Regions from separate parts of the Homo sapiens genome. Here region 2 is linked to region 1. Evidence: read pairs that join two places in POLR2A ChIA-PET (ENCODE). Cell type or tissue: MCF 10A. All regions are shown on one strand. Each heading gives the region's core, and the rest is flanking DNA. Links, peaks and the distances in the headings are about the cores only.

What was found. Peaks named below come from ENCODE experiments on the same cell type or tissue, not always from the same donor. Only the 100,000 strongest peaks of a DNase experiment are listed, where the experiment ranks them.
Region 2: POLR2A ChIA-PET joins it to region 1 with 41 read pairs; 3 of 35 experiments call an interaction of 5 or more read pairs at or near these places.

What each region holds. Positions count from the first base shown.
Region 1 is chr4:86,826,455-86,837,024 of GRCh38, forward strand. It overlaps SLC10A6 (solute carrier family 10 member 6), which reads right to left. Exons shown (of 6, transcript NM_197965.3): 2 at 6,852-6,970; 3 at 5,338-5,426; 4 at 1,539-1,714. Among named protein-coding and RNA genes, the nearest start is that of SLC10A6, 18 kb to the right of the region's middle. In MCF 10A, for the core only: no CTCF peak of the experiment used is centred there; a DNase peak (open chromatin) is centred at 5,147.
Region 2 is chr4:86,885,722-86,896,291 of GRCh38, forward strand. It overlaps C4orf36 (chromosome 4 open reading frame 36), which reads right to left and starts at 6,701. Exons shown (of 5, transcript NM_144645.4): 1 at 6,462-6,701; 2 at 5,735-5,872; 3 at 2,400-2,554; 4 at 2,037-2,172. The coding sequence starts at 5,799. The coding sequence ends at 2,039. RefSeq lists silencers at 6,113-6,172, 6,383-6,922 and an enhancer at 6,443-7,098. In MCF 10A, for the core only: no CTCF peak of the experiment used is centred there; a DNase peak (open chromatin) is centred at 6,270.

The DNA.
Region 1 (10,570 bases), core at 1,632-9,631:
CCTGTAATCCCAGCTACTCGGGAGGCTGAGGCACGAGAATCACTTGAATCCAGGAGGCAGAGGTTGCACTCCAGCCTGGGCAACGAGGTCTCAATAAATAAATAAATAAATAAATAAATAAATAAATAAAAACACAAAAACCCTGAATAAAGACCAAATTCCTAAAATGATTATCTTTGGTGAAAGAGTTTGGTAATAATTTTTCTTTTTGCTTTCTACTTTTCTATACTTTATTGGTTTTCTGGTTGCATAAAATGAAGTAAACCTCATTTGAAAAGACAAAGGAGGGAATAGAGGGAAGACCTGGGCAGGATGTTGAGGGCTGAGTTAAGCAGTTTCACGTCTCCAGTTTATAAAGGGAGCCTGCAGTGTTTTATATGTGGAAGTGAGGAGATAAAAGAGGTGTTTCAGAAAACAAACAAGCACCTCTGTGCAAGCTGGACTGGAATGGGGAAGTAACAAGGGTGTGTAATGAGGGGGTGAAAATGCTGTCAATGGTACAGGGCAAGCTCTGTGTTCATACGTTATTTCTACTTATTCTATTGCTTGCTACACTTGTCTCAAACCACCCTCACTTCTTTGAGACTTTTGTCAAAAACTCGATATGATTAAGCTACAAAGCTGGAACTCACACCTGCACCATTCATGAGCCAAATCTCAGTCCTGGGCTTTGTCAGGCTATCAGGTATGAAAAAGATGGGATTGTGGACTACATCTTGCCATAGGAGTACTTTCTGTCCAGAGCCAATTGCATTTCAACCACTCAACAGACTGTGTTCCTAATTGTTAAATTTGGAAACAAACCCAGGTCCAAATCCTAACTCCACAATTTTCTAGCTCTATGAACTTGGTCAAGTCACTTAATTTCTCTGAAGGGTCTGCTCATCAGTAGAATGAGGGTAGTGATAGGATCTACTTCTCAAGCTTGTAGTAAGAAGTAAATGAGATAGATGGGGTAAAGCTTTACCGGGCGCTTAGTACAACCCTAAATGTTCCCCAAGTGGATTAGAAGTAGCATAAAGCCAATTAAAAATTCCCAACTTTCACCTTTGGAATTCAACTGCATAGTTTACTCTTCTTTAGTAATTTTTTTCTGCTTTTAAAAGTAGTACATACTTATTGAAAAGCTTCAAAAATATACCAAGGAAATACTAAAGAACTAAAATTATCCTTAATTTCGCTACTCAAAATTAAACATTGTTACCATATGGTGTATTTCTTCCAGTATATTTTGATGCATAGAATTCTTTTTGCTTTCTTCTACGAAGTGGGAATCAAATCATGTCGTTTTCTATTCTTTTTTAACTTAAATTTATCTCTTCCTATCAATTTGGCCTTTGCTTTAATTTACATAAAGAATTACCACAATATTTTCCATGAATTGCCATGAATGACCCTCTTTTATGCTTAGTTATCCTGTCGATTCCACTATGTAAGTCAAAACTCTTCATGTCTCCTGACACAGGCAGCAAAGCCTACCAGTGGCAGTGTGTTAAATTTACCTTCCTCAAAAAAGTTTATGGATAGTTTAACTATACCTTTGCCAAGACTGGTGGGTAAAAAGTGCCAGCAGAAAACCCGTGACATGGCCAATCAAAGGAAAGATGAAACTGATGGTCAGAAGGGTGATGTCTGAATTCCAAGATCCTTTCGCCAGGACCACACCAGCAACTGCGACCACCAGAAGGAGGACCCCACCAACAACGGCCCCAATCTGAAGCAAACAATAAAATAAGTGAATATAAACTCAGGGTTTTTTGCTCTATGATACAAAGTCCATCAAGGTTGTAAAATGCTTGGGATCTAGAAATTTTAGAACAAAGAAGGGACTTAGAGATGACTAAATACAATTTCATTTAGTAGAGGAGAAATCTGAGTTCCAAAGTGGTCAAGTAACTTGCCTATGCTAGAAATTGGTGGAGTTTGACACAAATCTAAGTCTCGCTTTAGCATATCTACCTTTCTCTTCAAGTAGAAGATTTTGCCAAAAGGATTGGGTAGTAGAGTTCTATTGTGGGTAGAACAAAAGTGTAAAATGAATGGAATCTGACAATGAGCTTCCAACACCCCTGCACACACCTCTATGACCCTCTGCTTGTGACCTCCAGTCTGACGTCTGCCCTGCCTGACCATCTGCCTCCCCTCCCACCGCCCCTTCAACCACCAGCAGCTGCCTGCTGCTTTGATCCCTGTCCTTCTCCCCTCCAAATAAAATTTACCCATTCTTCATTGGACAATCTGAGCTAATACTCATGATCACATGAGAAATACTGATGGAGACCTCTATCCTCTCCCAAATGGATACTGTCCTTACTTTTGTTGTTTAACAAGAACAGAAACAAAAGCCAACAATAACAAAATTTTGAATAGTTTGAGATTTAGATAAAATAGGAAGAAAGCATAACCTAGGGTATTTTGGGAAAATCAGGATCTTGGCAAGCTCCTGTTCATATCATGTAGACAGTAAACTGTGTACCTAGTTACAGTGTCAACCTTGATTTGAAATGATTCAGGATGTGAAGGAGGATGGTCGTAGGAAACTAGAGAAGACAACAAACAAACAGAATGACCCAATATACCATAAATGTGTTCTGGGGGTCATTTTTACTGTTCAAATACAGAGACAGACTAGACCCCTGCCTAAGAAAAAGATGCTAAGACAAGAAAGCCTCTTGGTCAGGCATGGTGGCTCATGTCTGTAATCCCAGAACTTTGGGAGGCAGAGGTGGGCGGATCACCTGAGGTCAGGAGTTCAAGACCATCCAGCCAACATGGCAAAATCCTGTCTCTACTAAAAAATACAAAAATTAGCCAGGCGTGGTGACACATGCCTGTAATCCCAGCTACTCAAGAGGCTGAGGCAGGAGAATTACTTGAACCCAGGAGGTGGAGGTTGCAGTGAGCCAAGATTGCGCCACTGCACTCCAGCCTGGGTGACAGAGCAAGACTCCGTTTAAAAAAAAAATGAAAGAAAGAAAGCCTCTGAATGTAACATCCCCTCTTCCTCTCTCTACCAAAGATTTCAAAGTTTAATATCCACCAAGAGCAAATGGGGAACACTTAAGTTTGTTCAGAAAATGTGTCAGATCTAAAATTAAAATGGAACTAAGGCCTCTGAATGTAACATCCCCTCTTCCTCTCTCTACCAAAGATTTCAAAGTTTAATATCCACCAAGAGCAAATGGGGAACACTTAAGTTTGTTCAGAAAATGTGTCAGATCTAAAATTAAAATGGAACTAAGAACAGGGAATGAAGATATACTAAAATAATGATTACATTAGCCTAGTTTTTTTTTTTTACTAAGGTAGTCTAGAATATTTATGCATATTATTAAATGTTTTGCCATAAATCCTATGAAATACCCAAAAGAAAAGAGTTTTAAATTTGCTCGTTACAGAAAATAAAACTGACATGTAAAAAAATGTATCTGGTTTCTCCATTGACACTGATGGACTGATAGAGGAGCTGGAAAACTCCAAAAGCATTATTTTTGTTATTGTTGTTAAATGCCCTTTTAAGAAAAATAATCAAAGATAGAGTACTTGAAAAGCAAGAAGTTTCCATGATCATTTCCCTCCTCTTGTTTTGTAAACAAAATCATAACTACCACACTGGAAATTTTCTCCTACTGAAATAACAATAATAAATGTGGAAAAGGGGCCAGGCACAGTGGCTCATGCCTGTGATCCCAACACTTTGGGAGGCCAAGGCCAGAGGATCCCTTGAGGCCAGGAGTTGCAAACCAGCCTGGGTAACATAGCAAGACCCTGTCTCTAAAAAAAAAATCTTTTTATTAGCAGGGCAGGATGGTGCATGCCTGTAGTGCTAGCTACCTCAGAGCTTGAGATGGGAGCATCATTTGAGCCTAGGAGATCAAGGTTGCAGTGAGCTATGATCGTGTCATTGCACTCCAGCCTGAGTGACAGAGCGAGACCCTATCTCAAAAACTTAATTAATTTTTAAAAATAAATGTGGAAAAGATGGGACTTTATTCCATGAGTACAGCTAAAAAAGGAGAGTGAAAATCAGGTGTGCACTATTGATGTTAAAGTCATCCATATGCAATACAAATGTACTATACTAAGCCATCCTCCAGCTCTCTGTGCCCAGCTGATTTTCTGCTTGGCAAGCCCTCTCCTCTCATTCTCCATCGCACTGAAGGAATGGTGGGAATGGTTTGGCCTTGTGCATAACTGGGAAAACAGTGTCCATTAGCACAGGCATATAGAGTGGCAATGTTCTGTGAGGTAGAGCCAAACGGCAAAAGCTTAAACCAAGCCAAACCATAAACCAGAAAACAAAATTAACTGAGATTTACTACATGAAACTCTAAATAACCCCAAATGTTTACTTCTTTATAAATGTAAAATATAACTGAAACATTTTTAAAATCTTCATGAAAGCCACACATATTACAACCTTCTATCTGCTAAAGTGATACATAATCAGAAAAAAAATGGAAAGCACCCTAGGAGACTCACACCATTGTTAAGAATGCCTCCTCTTTACGTTTTGTTGTTTTGTTTCATTTTTTAGAGATGGGGTCTCACTCTGTGATCCAGGCTCCAGTGCAATGGCATGATAATGGCTCACTGTAGCCTCAACCTCCTGGCCTCAAGCAATCCTCCCACCTCAGCCTGCCAAAGTTCTGGGATTACAGATGTGAGCCACTGCACCTGGCCTCTTGAATTATTTTTAAAAGCCATTTAACAAAGACATTTGCTTGTTTCTCCAGCAGACAAAGGGCAGGACTGCAAAGACAAGAGGAGGTAGAAAGTTCTAGTCACCATCATTCCATAGCTAGACTCCTCAGTGCTTCCTGGATGATTTCATTTAAACAGTCTTATTCATGTAGTCAGCAGCCCTTGCTCATGTGTACAAACAACAGCTTTGGCCGTGACCCCAGGAATGCTTCTGCAAGACAGCCCTTCCTCCTACTCTTCCAAGAAACCAGCCATATTACTAAACACTGGGGTTCCCTTTCATGCTCACTTGAACAGCTTCTGCCTCAAGAGCACCTGTGTGAAGCCTTGTTTATGGATGGGCCTGGGCTCTTCTGTCCACACACAGGCTTTAGCTTTCCTGACACTAAATCAATAGTTGCTTATTTTCCAGGGCGTCATAAGCCTCAGGGTACAGAACTATGGGAGTGGCAAAGCAAGGCTTACAGGGTGGAGGAAATATGATCCCTGGATCCAAAACCACAGGATGTGTAAGAAGAATTTCTGGGTGTGGGGCCGTACTCAACAAGCTCACTTGTCCCAGCCACTGCTCACTTCTGTCTTTCAGGCCCCTGAGTCTGAGGACGTGCCAACAGTGGCCATGAAGTCACTCACCTTGAGAATGATTTTGGATTGTTTTGGCCATCTGTAATTCACATAGACACCAAAGGCCACAGGAATGGTCAGGCACACAAGGGTAATTCCTAAAGAGAAGAAAAATCCATGAGAGGGTTTTCCCTCTCACCCTGACTGCACAGTACTTCCCAACAACTTCTATTTCAATTAGGTAACAGCTTTAAACTGACATTTTCCCATGCCACTTCCCAAGTCTGGATAAATGCCTACAATATTGGCTCCAAAGTTATATAAGCTGCTCATAACATTTTGCGTCTTGTGAGTGCCTTTCAGAACATATTATCAAAGCAGAATATATTAAATAACTTACTGATCAGAAAAAAAGTTGCACATAAAATCATGGTTTCTAAATTAAGGTTTCCCTCAAATTTTACAGATTCAGTGGGCTCCCGCTATTGTGAGGAAGTGGGTTCATTCATGGTTTTGAACTATGGGCCATGGGTTGTAAGCCTTCAAGGTGTTTACCTGAGACACCAGATTGACACTGAGAGTCTTAAGAATCATAGTGTTGGCCAGGCACGGTGGCTTACACCTGTAATCCTAGCACTTTGGGAGGCCAAGGTGGGTGGACTGCCTGAGCTCAGGAGTTTGAGACCAGCCTGGGCAACACGGTGAAACCCTGTCTCTCCTAAAATACCAAAAAAATTAGCCGGGTGTGGTGGCCTGCACCTGTAGTACCAGCTACTCGGAAGGCTGAGGCAGGAGAAGGCAGAAGTTGCAGTGAGCCGAGATTGCACGACTGCACTCCAGCCTGAGTGACAGAGCAAAACTCTGTCTCAAAAAAAAAAAACAAAAAAACATAGTGCCTATCACTTTTTCAAAAACTGACCACACTAGAAAAGGCAGATCATTTCACCACATTTCTCTTCTAAGCTTGCTAAACCCACAGAGATCTTTAGGAAAATGGCAGACTTTCATGAGAAATAATATTCAGAAGAGGAGATAATGAAAGAGATATGGGTGAGACTGTGACATGTAGATGAGTTTTCATAATCAGTAAGAATTATTTACATTCAACCTCCAAGAAAAAGTCAAGGTTCGCAGGCAATGTGAAAGGTGAAGTCACAGGAAGGTCTAATTAGAGCCACTAGATCCAGTTAAACCTTGGAGTATAAAGAGTCCAATTGCTTTATAGTCTAATTACATAAGGGTTTGATTCCTGCTTTTTCAAAGTAAATTATCTGGCTTTCTTTTTTTTTCAAAAATGCACTCTTATAGGGATGAAAGTTTGCACTTTGTAGTCAGATTCCCGGGTTAGAACTCCAGTTCCGTACTTACCAGCTGCATAATCTTGATCAAGTTACTAAACCTCTTGAAGCCTGAAGACCTAGGAGACTGAACTGGTAACAGAATCTATACTGTAGGGTTCTTTAAGGGATTAAATTAAGTACTACCAAAAAAATCCCTGCATAAAGAGTTATATAATTAAGAACAGCTATTATTAGTATCATCACCATTACTGTTAGTCCTCCATTTCCCAGGCCCATACAGACCTATGTTCTGATAAGGAATGGTGAGATTCTGCTGAAGACTCCAGGACCAGGTGTAGAGATAAATGCAGAGTGGCATCATTCCCAGGGCGGCCACGGTGGAACAGGTTGTCATACTGATGCTGAAAGTAAAATTAATACAATGCTTAGGAGGGAGCATTGGACATGAAGAATTTAGTCTTTACCAAAAGCAACTCCTAGGACACAATTTCCTAGAGATTACATGGACTAAGCTCCTTGGAGCTCATTTCTCTCCCGTTGTTTAACAAACGATGGCTATATTTCTGGTCTACAAAGAGATTTCCAGTAGTTCTTGTCATCCATCAATTACCTCATATTTATTTTACTATCTACTTGCCTTAAAATTCTGCTAGGCACTATAGAATTATTTTCTTATCTAGTTCTTTTTTATTGAAGTATAATCCACAAGCCATAAAATTCATCATTTTAAATTATACAATTCAGCAGTTTTTAGTATAGTCACAACATTATGCAATAATAGCACCATTTCCAGGATAGTTTCATCACCCCAGAAAGAAACCCCATCCCCATTAGCAGTCACTCCCCAATCCCTCCTTCCCCTAGCCCTTAGCAAGCACAAATCTACTTTCCGTCTTTATAGGATTACCTGTTCTGGACATTTCATATCAACAGAATCATACATGCAGCCTTTTTTCTGTGTCTAGCTTCTTTCCCTTAGCATAACATTTTCGACGTTTGATAATAGTTTGGCTGTTTGTCCTCTCCAACTCTCATGTTGAAATTTGATTCCCAACGTTGGAGGCGGGGGCAAGTGGGAAATATTTCGGTCACAGGGGCAGATCCCTCATGAACAGGCTGGTGCCATTCTCGTGGGATTCACTGAGTTCTCACTCAGTTCTTATGAGCTCTAGTTGTTAAAAAGAGTCTGACACCTCCCTCCCCTCTCTTACCATGTGATGCCTGCTCCTCTTCCCCTTCCACCATGGGTGGGGTCTTCATGAGGCCCTCACCAGATGCAGATGCTGGCACTTTGCTTCTTGTGTACAGCCTGCAGACCCTCGAGCCAAATAAACCTGTTTTATTTAGAAATTACCTACCCTCAGGTATTCCTTCATGGCAACTCACATGGGCTAAGACAAGGTTTATCCATGTTTTAACATATATCACAGCTTCATTCTTTTTATGTCCTTATTCTATTAATATAGTATATCACATTGATTTTTCTGTATATTGAATCAACCTTGCATTTTGAAATAAATCATATTTGGTCATGGTGTATAATCCTTTATGTTGCTAGATTCAGTGTGATAGTATTTTTATTGAAAATTTTTGCATGTATATTCATAAGAACTATTGATCTGCAGTTTTCTTTTCTTGTGATATCTAGTTCTGGTACCAAGGGGATTGGAAGTGTATTAGGCTGTTTGCATGGCCATAAAGAAATACCTGAGGCTGGGTAATTTATAAAGGAGATTCATAGTTCTGCAGGCTGTACAAGCATGGTTCCAGCATGTGCTCCTGGTAAGGACCTCAGGAAGTTCGCAATCATGGTAGAAGGCAAAGGGGAAGGGGGAGCAGGTATCTCACATGGCCAGAGAGGGAGCAAGGGAGAGTGAGAAAGGGGAGGTCCCAGACTTTTAAACAACCAGATCTCATGTGAACTAACTAAGCAAGAACTCACTTATCACCAAGGAGATGGCATTAACCATTCATGAGAGATCCACCCCATGATCCAATAGCCTCCCACCAGGCCCCACCTCCAATACTGGAATCACATTTCAACATGAGATGTGGAGAGGACAAACACCCAAACCACATCAGCAAGTTAGAATGCCACAAAGCTGACTGAACGCCTGCCCAGTATGAAGTGTTAATAAATATCTGTCAGGAAGAAGTCACGCAAACACCACATGCCATAAGCTCCCCATTGGATAGGGCAGTGACCCCCACAGTCGCTGACCTGCAGACAGAGCAAGTTGGTTAGGGCAAGGGAAGGTACAGAACCACAGAGAAAGGGAACTGATGTGAGATGCTAGACTGAATTAAGAATTCTGTTCCAATCCTGATATCGTGTGATCCTATGATTAGAAACTGTGATTGGGCCAAGCATGGTGGCTCATGCCTGTAATCCCAGCACTTTGGGAGGCCAAGGCGGGCAGATGACCTGAGGTCAGAAGTTCGAGACCAGCCTGGCCAACATGGTGAAACCCTGTCTCTACTAACAATACAAAAATTAGCTGGGTGTGGTGGCAGGTGCCTGTAATCCCAGCTACTTGGTAGGCTAAGGCAGGAGAATCACTTGGACCCAGGAGGCGGAGGTTGCAGTGAGCCACGATCATGCCACTGCACTCCAGCCTGGGCAACAAAGTGAAACTCCATCTCAAAAAAAAAGAAAGACAGAAAGACGAAAAGACACAAGAAAAGAAGAAAAGAAAGAAAAGGAGAAGAAAGAAAGAAAGAAAGAGAGAGAGAGAGAGAAAGAAAAGAAAAGAAAAGGAAGGGACTGAGATTTGAGATTGAAGTAGAGTGATGAGTTAGAGTACAAAGTAAGATTTCTAGGCTTCAAAATGATGGTGTGATATACAAAAAAGCTGAGTCACTTAGCATCAGTTAGAGGGGTTGTGTTAAGTAAGGTGATAGTGGGACATCCAGTCTTTGGTGAACAAACCTGGAAAGATTTCTAAAGACAATCAGTCTGTTTATCTGTGTCATTACTGGGGTTGTCTCTGGCCACCTTGGAAAGTGAAATGTGGGTTTGTGAGCCGGACGAACCAAACCAAAACCAACAGCCATGCTACATAGCTTTACCAGGAAAACAACTGAGACCATCAGAAGGAAGTTGTGGTCTTTGTTCAACAAATCCAGAATGATTTCTACTGGAAAACTGGTTTGTTTATCTCTGTTATTATTGAGGTTAATTGTTTCTAAGTCAAAAGGCTAACACATTTTAAGCGCAATGGTTCTTAAGAACTTTTAAGTACATAATGTCTGTGACAGAGGGGGAAGAGTACTTGGTTTGAAGTCCTCAAAAACTGTGTATCGTGATTACTGCTATGGTCTGAATGTGTCCTCCAAAATTCATAGGTTGGAAATCAAATCCCTAAGACAACAGTATTGAGAGGTGGAGCTTTCTGGGAGGTGTTTAGGTCACAATGAATCCACCTTCATGAATGAATTAATGCTATTTTAAGAGGACTCCACCAAGGAAGTTTGTTCCTTTTTGCCCTTCTCTCTTCCACCACGTGAGGAGCAAGAAGGACCTCACCAGACAATAGATGCCAGCACCTTCATCTTAGACTTCCCAGCCTCCAGAATGTAAGGGAATAATTTCTCTTCTCTATACATTAACCAGTCTCAGGTATCCTGTACAGCAGCACAAAATGGACTAAGACAATTACTATATTGTTATTACATTATATGAACTAAGTTACTGCTTCACACATTTGTAATTTGTTGCAGATTTTTTGGGGTTTTGTTTTGTTTTGTTTTTTGAAATGGAGTCCCACTCTGTCGCCCAGGCTGGAGTGCAGTGGCGCAATCTCGGCTCACTGCAACCTCCACCTCCTGGGTTCAAGTGATTCTCCTGCCTCAGCCTCCTGAGTAGCTGGGATTACAGATGCCCACCACCACACCCAGGTAATTTTTGTATTTTTAGTAGAGATGGGATTTCACCATGTTGGCCAGGCTGTCTCGAACTCCTAACCTCAGGTGATCCACCCGCCTCGGCCTCCTAAAGTGCA
Region 2 (10,570 bases), core at 1,591-9,590, 59 kb after region 1:
CTTCCAACACTATGTTGAATAGGAGTGGGGAGAGAGGGCATCCCTGTCTTGTGCCAGTTTTCAAAGGGAATGCTTCCAGTTTTTGCCCATTCAGTATGATATTGGCTGTGGGTTTGTCATAAATAGCTCTTATTATTTTGAGATACGTCCCATCAATACCTAATTTATTGACAGTTTTTAGCGTGAAGGGCTGTTGAATTTTGTCGAAGGCCTTTTCTGCATCTATGGAGATAATCATGTGGTTTTTGTCTCTGGTTCTGTTTATATGCTGGATTACGTTTATTGATTTGCGTATGTTGAACCAGCCTTGCATCCCAGGGATGAAGCCCACTTGATCATGGTGGATAAGCTTTTTGATGTGCTGCTGGATTCAGTTTGCCAGTATTTTATTGAGGATTTTTGCATCGATGTTCATCAGGGATATTGGTCTAAAATTCTCTTTTTTGGTTGTGTCTCTACCAGGCTTTGGTATCAGGATGATGCTGGCCTCATAAAATGAGTTAGGGAGGATACCCTCTTTTTCTATTGATTGGAATAGTTTCAGAAGGAATGGTTAAACTAAAGAGCTTCTGCACAGCAAAAGAAACTACCATCAGAGTGAACAGGCAACCTACAGAATGGGAGAAAATTTTTGCAACCTACTTATCTGACAAAGGGCTAATATCCAGAATCTACAAGGAACTCAAACAAATTTACAAGAAAAAAACAACCCCATCAAAAAGTGGGCAAAGGATATGAACAGACACTTCTCAAAAGAAGACATTTATGCAGCCAACAGGCACATGAAAAAATGTGCATCATCACTGGCCATCAGAGAAATGCAAATCAAAACCACAATGAGATATCATCTCACACCAGTTAGAATGAGGATCATTAAAAAGTCAGGAAACAACAGGTGCTGGGGAGGATGTGGAGAAATAGGAACACTTTTACACTGTTGGTGGGACTGTAAACTAGTTCAACCATTGTGGAAGACAGTGTGGCAATTCCTCAGGGATCTAGAACTAGAAATACCATTTGACCCAGCCATCCCATTACTAGGTATATACCCAAAGGAATATAAATCATGCTGCTATAAAGACACATGCACACGTATGTTTATTGTGGCACTACTCACAATAGCAAAGACTTGGAACCAACCCAAATGTCCAACAATGATAGACTGGATTAAGAAAATGTGGCACAAATGCACCATGGAATACTATGCAGCCATAAAAAATAATGAGTTCATGTCCTTTGTAGGGACATGGGTGAAGCTGGAAACCATCATTCTCAGCAAACTATCACAAGGACAAAAAACCAAACACCGCATGTTCTCACTCATAGGTGAGAATTGAAAAATGAGAACACTTGGACACAGGAAGGGGAACATCACACACGGGGGCCTGTTGTGGGGTGGGGGTATGGGGGAGGGATAGCATTAGGAGATATACCTAATGTAAATGATGAGTTACTGGATGCAGCACACCAACATGGCCCATGTATACATATGTAACAAACCTGCACGTTGTGCACATGTACCCTAGAACTTAAAGTACAATAAAAAATATATATATTTAAAAAAAAGAAAATTGGAAACTAGGGAGGTACTAAAAATGAAGTCTATTATTTTTCTTAACCAAATGAAATGTTTCAGTTTATCATTTTTAAGAGAATTTCTCTCTTGCCTTCTTTTGGTCCCTCCTTGGGATCTCAAAGATGCATATTTAAGATGTCTTTTGAAAACAATGCAGCTGAAGAAATTTCCTCTTCTTTTAGTGCAATTTTACAAAAATTAAAATGAATAGCACAAACGACTCAACTCCAAATGCATTTTCATCTACTTACAGTGCTGTCGTTTGTGACACAAGGAACAAGAGTATGTCAGGGACTCAGAAGATCTGTCAGAACTGGGTACTAACCCACAGCTGTGGGCAGTGGCCCATCCACCAGTGGGCATTCAAATATCTGCCCTGAACTATACATAGTGAAAGGTCCAGAGACCTTCATGCCCTTTGGATGCAAGACACAGAGTACAGATTCAATCATGAACTGACTGTCATTTAGATGGAAGAGGTCTTCTCAAACCGGCTGGCCTTTCCCTCAGGAGAAGCTGAATTTCCTTAGATGTATTTTCTTGACACTTCAGTTTACAAAGACGCTTCACTTCATACTCCCTTTCGAGTTTGATAGCTGAAAAAGAAAATACACAAAACAATCTGACATACATTTTTCATCAGGCATAACTAAGTCAAAACTGAATATCATACAGCAAAATCCATATGCCTGAATAATAAACAAGATGACAGAGCTACAAAGATAGGAGGTATGGGTGTAAATACACAGATTTAAACATTTCTCTGATAAGCAAATGGCACACTGAATTTATAACTTATTAAAGCAGAACTTAAGGAACTTACATTCTGCAGAAGGGAGCAGTCCATCTTTAATGGTGGTACATTTTGTGAGCTGCACAGAACCACCAAATGAAATTTCTTCCAAGAAAGGCAACTTGATATTGGCTAGGTTTGTGGACCAGGTCTTTGCAAGCAATGCAATATCCCAAGGTTCCTGTCTGGGGCAAAAATTCATTAATCCATTCAATAAATATTGATTAAGCACCTACTATGTGAGATGTAGAAGACATTAATTCTCAGTTCCATTTGCCACTAGACATTTTGGTTTATGGGTGGAGGGGGAGATGTTCAGAATTTTCCAGAGTTGTAGTTCCAGACAGGAGAGGGAGATTTATATTAACTAATATAGAGATAATACTGAACAATGACCAGAAATTACACCAGGAACTTTGATTCAGCCTCCATGAAGTCAATCCATTCTTTCCATGTAAGAGGATGTAGATAAGAACTGTAAGCTCCAGAGTCTTTTATAGCTCATAAAAATGTGGTCATATTGAAGAAGGAAAGAAGGGCATAATCATACATTGAGCAGGGTGCTTGGCACAGACTAAGGTTTTGAGTGTGCAATCTGGGAATGGGGATGAAATTCCAAACTACAAATTCAAAATAACCACTATGAACCTTTAAAAATTGTTCTCTTTCACCTAATTCTGAAATTTGAAAATATCAGCTACATGTTTCTCATCTGCAGTCAATATGAGTTCAGCCTCATATGCATGAAGAAAGTGAAAGACCTGCTTTGGTCCAAGCAGGGGAAGTGACCATATTACACCAGCCACCCCTTTGTTTACCTGTTCCACCTTCCCCATCCTTTATCATCTAACTTTCAGGAGTGACTTAGAGTCTACAATTATTATAGATGTACCTGAACAAGTCATAAAAATGTATAAGAGTGTTCATTGAAGTGTTGAAGTGTCATTCGTTTAAACAAACAAACAAAAAAACATGGAGGCCGGGCATGGTGGCTCACGCCTGTAATCCCAACACTTTGGGAGGCTGAGGTGGGTGGATCATCTGAGGCCAGGAGCTCAAGACCAGCCTGGCCAACATGGTGAAATCCCGTCTCTACTAAAAATACAAAACTTAGCTGGGCATGGTGGCGGGCGCTTGTAATCCCAGCTACTTGAACCCGAGAGGTTCTGAACCCAGCTTGAACCCGAGAGGCGGAGGTTGCAGTGAGCTGAGATCATGCCACTGCACTTCAGCCTGGGTGAGAAGAGCAAAACTCCGTCTCAAAAAAAAAAAAAAAAATGGAAATAATCTTAATATCTATCAAGAAGAGCCTGATTAAACAAACTGTAGTACAAACATGTAATGAAAGAATAAGGATTGTGTCGATTTGGAAAGATAAGCAATAAAACAGTTATTGTTTACATAGCACCTACTACTAGGCACTGTTTTAAGCAATTTACACACATGAACTCATGTAATTACTGCAACAACCATATGAAAGAGGCAGGTGCTACTACTATCCTCAGTTTACAGATTAGAAAACTGAAGAGTAGGCTGGGCATGCTGGCTCATGCCTATAATCACAGCACTTTGGGAGGCAGAGGCAGAGGCAGAGGCAGGAGGATCGCTGGAGGCCAGAAGGCCAAGACCAGCCCAGGTGATGTGATGAGATCTCATCTCCACAAAAAAATCAAAAAATTAGCCGAATGTGGTGGCACAGGCCTGTGGTTCCAGCTACAAAAGAGGCTGCGGCAGGAGGATCACTTGAGCCCAGGAGGCTAAGGCTGAGACTGCACTGAGGTGATAGAGTGATACCCTGTCTTGATAAAAAATAAAGATCTCCAGCCGGGCATGGTGGCTCATGCCTGTAATTCCAGCACTTTGGGAGACCAAGGTGGATCACTTGAGGACAGGAGTTTGAGACTAGCCTGGGCAACAAAGTGAGACCCCATCTCTACCAAAAATAAAACAAACTCACCGGGCACAGTGGTGTGTGCCTGTGGTCCCAGCTACTCAGGAGGCTGAGATGGGAGGATCACTCAAGCCCAGGAGGTGCACAACATTCCAGCCTGCGTGACAGTGTGAGACCCTGTCAGGAAAGAAGGAAAGAAGGGAGGGAGGGAGGGAGGGAGGGAGGGAGGAAGGAAGGAAGGAAGGAAGGAAGGAAGGAAACTGAGGTGCAGAGAACAACTTGCCCAAGGTCACAAAGCCATTGGTTGTGAAGTTGGGATCTGAACCCAGGAAGTCAGACTCCAGAATTAGTGCTCTTACCTATTAGGCTATACAAGATATATTAGGAAGGGGTGGGCAGAGCAAAGTTCAATATGATTCCATGTGTTAAAAAGACATATGTGTGTGTATACATGTGTGTATGTGTCTTGTGTAGCAATGCACATACACAATGCAAATAAAATAATAATAATAATAATAATAATAATAATAATAATAATGACACTTACTATAATGGTACTTGCCCATAGTTCAAGGTCTAAATACGTACTAAACTGACAAAACTAAACAGAATGCAACAGTGAGTTTTCTCTGAATTTCTTATAGCTCTGGTTTTATAATCCCGTAGGGAATCCTCATTTACTTCACAGAATATTGTTTAAAAGACAAATTCAGCTGATGCCTAATCAAACGTTTAAGAAAGGAAAAGACTGCACTACAATACCACAGAGTAAAACTACTGTGTGGTTGCAACACGTGCTCACTATGCGTTCACTGGATGACAGGCAATGTGCAAGTACTTCACATACACGACTTCATTTATAATCCACACCGCATAGCCAATTGTTATATGCATCTTGCAGATGCAGAGATCAAGGTACGAAGAAGATGGCCTTAGGGAGCTGGGGGCAGGGCCAGGCTTGGAGCCCACGTCTTCTTGATTGGAAAGCATGTGTTGTCCATCCACTGCCTGCCAAAGTATACAGGATATAAAAGCGACCCTTTGTACCAGCTAATTAGGTGCTCTGTTAAGATACATCTGACACCAGGGCATTTTTTTGGTAGACGTGGAGTATCTAAACAAAGTTTTTTTAAAGTTGTGGGTGGAAGCAGAAAATGCTGTCTTGGAACAAAAAGACTCCGAGTCTAGCCTTTGCATTTCCTTACTACAGGACTGTGACTTTGATCAAACTTCTCTGAACCTCAGTTTTCTCACTTGAAAGTGTTGTGTTGTAAAGACCAAGTAAGATAATTAACTTATAAAAGCAGTTGCCAAAAAAAAAAAAAAAAAAAATCAGATCCCAGACACCTCAAAATACTTCACATAGCCCAGTATCTCATGGGGAGCACAGAGTGTCCAGTCCTTTTATTTAACAAAGACACTCCCCACCGCAGTCAATGCTTACCCTGATTTAAAAAAAAAAAATAGTACTTACACATTATAACAACTGCCCCGCAAAATGGTTTTCACTGTGTTCTTTCTTGGCACTCCATACGCCATGGTGAGTTATTACGGTATGATTTCGTTACATAGGTGCCTGATGGAATGTCACAGATAACTCTGTTCACTTTACCTGAAATGATGGCAACGCACCTAATTAATGCCTCTCACGTGAATATTTTGTAGCCAAATAATAGAAAAAAATTCTGAATGTCAGAAAGTCCTTAATAAGTGTTCATTGAACTGGAACCCCAAGTGTAAAACCGTGTTCTCTTTCATTTTTCCATGAACTCATTTTTTCATTTTTTGCCACCGAATAAGGAGAAAATGCCAGGTAAGTTTCGTCATCCTGAGACAAAGTTTCGGTGTCGCACTCTCTGCCCTTGCCTGAGCCTGCCAAACCAGCTCCAACACCGCTGCGCCAAAATGTGTCTGATCGTGGCAGTGCTGAGCGACCAAAGGCTCTGCCTGCACAGGAACCACCCGCCCCGGCCCGGGCACTTTGAGCAGAGCAATCCTTCCCAGGTTTTCCCTCATTCAAAACACTCAGCACCACTCCCGCGTCCCCGCCCTTGCACGCCGATTCGGGGCGAGTCCCCTACCCTTCCCCGGACGGACGCGCAGGGCCCGGGAGGAACTGGTTCCCGGGACGGGTGGGGGCCTCGGCCGCCCACAGAGCCCGCGGAGAAGGGAACGGCCTCAGCCTCGGCTCCTTCCCACACCTGGGCCCCACCCTGCCTCCGACTCGCCAGGAATGCGCTGTGTGCGCGGGGCTTCCAGGGTGGCGGGTCCCCGCGAGCCGGCGCCGGCGGCCTGGTTACCCGGGCTCCAGGGGCTCGGAGGGTCGCGGCCGGGGTACTGAGGTAAGAGCGCGCTGCGCTAAGCGCACATGGCCGCGCACACGCCTCGGGGCCGCGCCGCAGGCACACGCCTCCTTCCCGCTCGCCGCGGGCGCCGAGTCTGGGGCTCCTCGCGTCACACGGGAGCCTCAACAAAGGGCTTTGTGGGGCCCTCCCCACCCGCCAGGGAGGGGACGCCGGGCCCGGGAGACGCGCCCCGCGGGGTCCGCTCTCTGGTAACCGGGCCGGGGCAGGCCGCGCTCTCGGAATCCAGCCAACCAGCCAGAGAGGGCTGTAAGCCAGACCTTTCCTGGGAAGGACGCTTTCCAATGTAGGGGGCTGCATCCAAGCGATCTGGACTTCGTTTGCGGGCGCCATTTAAAGAAATGTACCCAGTCCTGGCTGCTGACATCTGGGGAACCGAAGCCCTGTTGCCAGCGTTCTCACACTGCAGTGGGTGAAGGCAGTGAGCTCAAAGCCCACGTGTGATATTTTAGGTGTTCGTGTTCAGAGCAAGACAGCATCAATTTCTAAAGCCGTTATTACGCTGTGGTGATTTCGTATTTCTTCATTTGAATACATCAGATGGCCACCCCTTACGGTCAAATGAAACGAGCTTACATTTCCATTTTGAGTGAGGGTTTTGATGTCAGAACTGGTTTGGAATTCTAGCTCTGCCACTTAAGATTTAACCTTAAGATTTCGCATGTCACTGCTCTAAGCATCAATTTCTTCATCTATAAAACAAGGATAATGCTCTATGTCTTAGAGGGTTGTTCTGAGGATGAAAGATCCTGCCCTGAGATTCTCCGCCACGTGATAAATGCCTAATTGATTGTGAGCCTAAAAACAACTTTATGAAATAGGTAAGAGCGATACTACTCATTTCAATTGTGGAGCCGACGAATGAGTTCAGGGTGGTTAAAGGGCTGCCCAGAGTCACATGGCAAGTTCCAAAGCCAACTTTTAAAGATAAACACAGATGGGCCAGGCACGGTGGATGGGCCGGGCGCGTGTCTCACGCCTGTAATCCCAGCAATTTGGGAGGCCGAGAGGGGCAGATCACGAGGTCAAGGGGTTCGAGACCAGCCTGGCCAACCGACATGGTGAAACCCTGTCTCTACTAAAATGCAAAAATTAGCTGGGCGAGGTGGCGCGCGCCTGTCGTCCCAGCTATTCAGGAGGCTCAGACAGGAGAATTGCTTGAACCCGGGAGGCAGAGGTTGCAGTGAGCCGAGATGGCGCCACTGCATTCCAGCCTGGGCAACAGAGACTCCATCTCAAAAAAAAAAAAAAGATAAAACACAGTAACCTTTCCATCTGACAAGCAACTTCTGATCCTTCTGATTAGAGTAGGCTCGCAGGGCTGACCCATCTTTCAAAGGTGCTTTTGTGCCTCCCAGAAACTGGAAGGTGAGGACTGTCACTCGCTCTTCAGCATTTCTGCTCTACCACCAATGAAAAGTGAGCACCGAGGAGTGACAGTGGGTGTTTTCTTTCCACAAAGAATGTTGAAACCCTCAATGGACTGTGAGACCAGTGTACTACAGATTTTGGCCTGAATTTTTATTTATTTATTTATTTATTTATTTATTTATTTATTTATTTATTTATTGAGATGGAGTCTCGCTCTGTCGCCCAGGCTGGAGTGCAGTGGCGCCATCTCAGCTCACTGCAAGCTCTGCCTCCCGGGTTCACGCCATTCTCCTGCCTCAGCCTCTCGAGTAGCTGGGACTACAGGCGCCCGCCACCACGCCCAGCTGATTTTTTTGTATTTTTAGTAGAGACGGGGTTTCACCGTGTTAGCCAGGATGGTCTAGAGCTCCTGACCTCGTGATCCGCCCACCTCGGCCTCCCAAAGTGCTGGGATTATAGGCGTGAGCCACCGCGCCCGGTCTTTGGCCGGAATTTTTAAAAATGAGTTAGCATAGAATGGCGAATAAAATTAGAGTACATCACACAGATAAGTGTAAGAAGGTATTATTTTGTGGCACTTTCATTTCTGTTATATACATATATATATACACATATACACATACGTGTGTGTGTGCTCAGGCTCAATGTACAGCCCTTAACAATGGGTCTAAAAAATTTGAAAGGCACTTTCTTAGGTGATTTTATTTTAGAGATGAAAAAACAGAGACAGAGAAGTTATTTGAGGTTATATCCAGATAGGGGACAAGCCACCTTAGAAGGGAAGTTCCTCATGGTTCCATGGTAAGTTCTCTTTTTATAGTTGTAGAAATAGGTCTAGGGCCACACCAGAAGAGGTCAAGCCTGTGATTTCTTTATACAGGAACTCCATTTCCAGCATATGCATAAAATTCCTGACAATTGTATTTAGTTATTTCCTGTGTGACTCACTGTGAACAAATATGGTGGACATTACTGTGTATGACTTCTGAGATAAGGTCATAAAAGGTATTGTGGCTTCCTTCTTGCAGTCTCTCTTGGGTCACTCACCCTAGGAGAGACTGGCTGCCATTTGAAAGGACACTCAAGCTGCCTTATGGAGAAATTCATAAGGAATTGAGGGCTTTTGCCACCAACTATGTGATTAAGCCATCTTGGAAGCAGATGCTTCAAGGCCCAGTCAAGCCTTCAGATAACTTTAGCCCCAGCTGAGGTCTTGACTTAAACTTCGTGAGAAATTCTGAGCCAGAACCACCCAGCTAAGTCACCCTAGGATTCCTGGCTCTCAGAAAATATAGGATAATAACTGTTCATCATAGTTGGGCACGGTGGCTCATGCCTGTAATCTCAACACTACGGCAGGCTGAGACAGGAGGATCACTTGAGCCTGGGAGTTCAAGACCAGCCTGGGCACCATAGTGAGACCCCATCTTTACAGAAAGTAGAAAAAAAACTTAGCTGGATGTGGTGGCACACACCTGTAGCCCCAACTACTCCAGAGGCTGAGGCAGGAGGATCCCTTGAGCCCAGGAGGTTGAGGCTGCTGTGAGCCATGATCACGACTGCACTCCAGCCTGAGTGGCAGAATGAGACCCTGTCTCAATTAAAAAAAAAAATCATTATTTCCTCATTTTAAGCTACCAACTTTTGGGATAATGGTTACACAACAATAGATAGCATTAGACAGCAATAGATACCACTAAATATCTTATTGTAGAAGGAATGTTTTATATAGAGGAAAATGCTCATCTTTTTATAATTAAGATTAATACTAAAATTAAAATGAACAGTAAAACACATTACACTTTACAGACATTTGCCATCCAGGACGACTTAAGATCCTTAACATTGTCAACACAAAAAAATACATGGCCTCTGCCACTTCCCCACATGTATTTTAAAATAATACAATTTTCTAGAAGGTGGATGTCCAAAAGAGATCTGGTTTTTCTCACAATGACTATTTCAGTATATCCTTTTGAAATATCAAATTCTTTCTACAATTTCTTCCCCTCTCTCTCCCTCTTTCCCTCTATTTCTATCTCTATCTCTATTGATGTCTCTATACCTATCTCTATTGCTATCTCTATTCATCTTTTTCCCCCCTGCTTTGCTGGCGTCCTACACACATCTTTCTATTAGGTAAGGCTTCACCCATCTCTTCTATGCCAGAAAGTAAGCAAGTATCCTTTTAATTGGTTAAGAGAGCATTGCTGCCACCTAGTGTTAACACTAAAGCACAAGAAGGAATGCAAAAGATCAACACCTAACACAGAAACAATAATAGTGTGGTAACTTTACAGTCATTTACTATGTTTTGAGTACTGGTGAATGTATTTCATATACATTGTCTCAATTATCACACAATAAATGCTACTATTAATTTAGTGGTGGGATTTTAGGAATATTAGAGAAGAAAAAATGGAGGCACCTCAACCACGAATAACTTTTCTAAGGTTACAGGATTTGAACCCAGACTGCCTTATTCTAATTTTTGTGCCGTCCTCATCACACTGCACTACATATTCTCCCAGGACTATAATTAGGGCAAGGTTTTAGATTACACATTTGAAAACAGT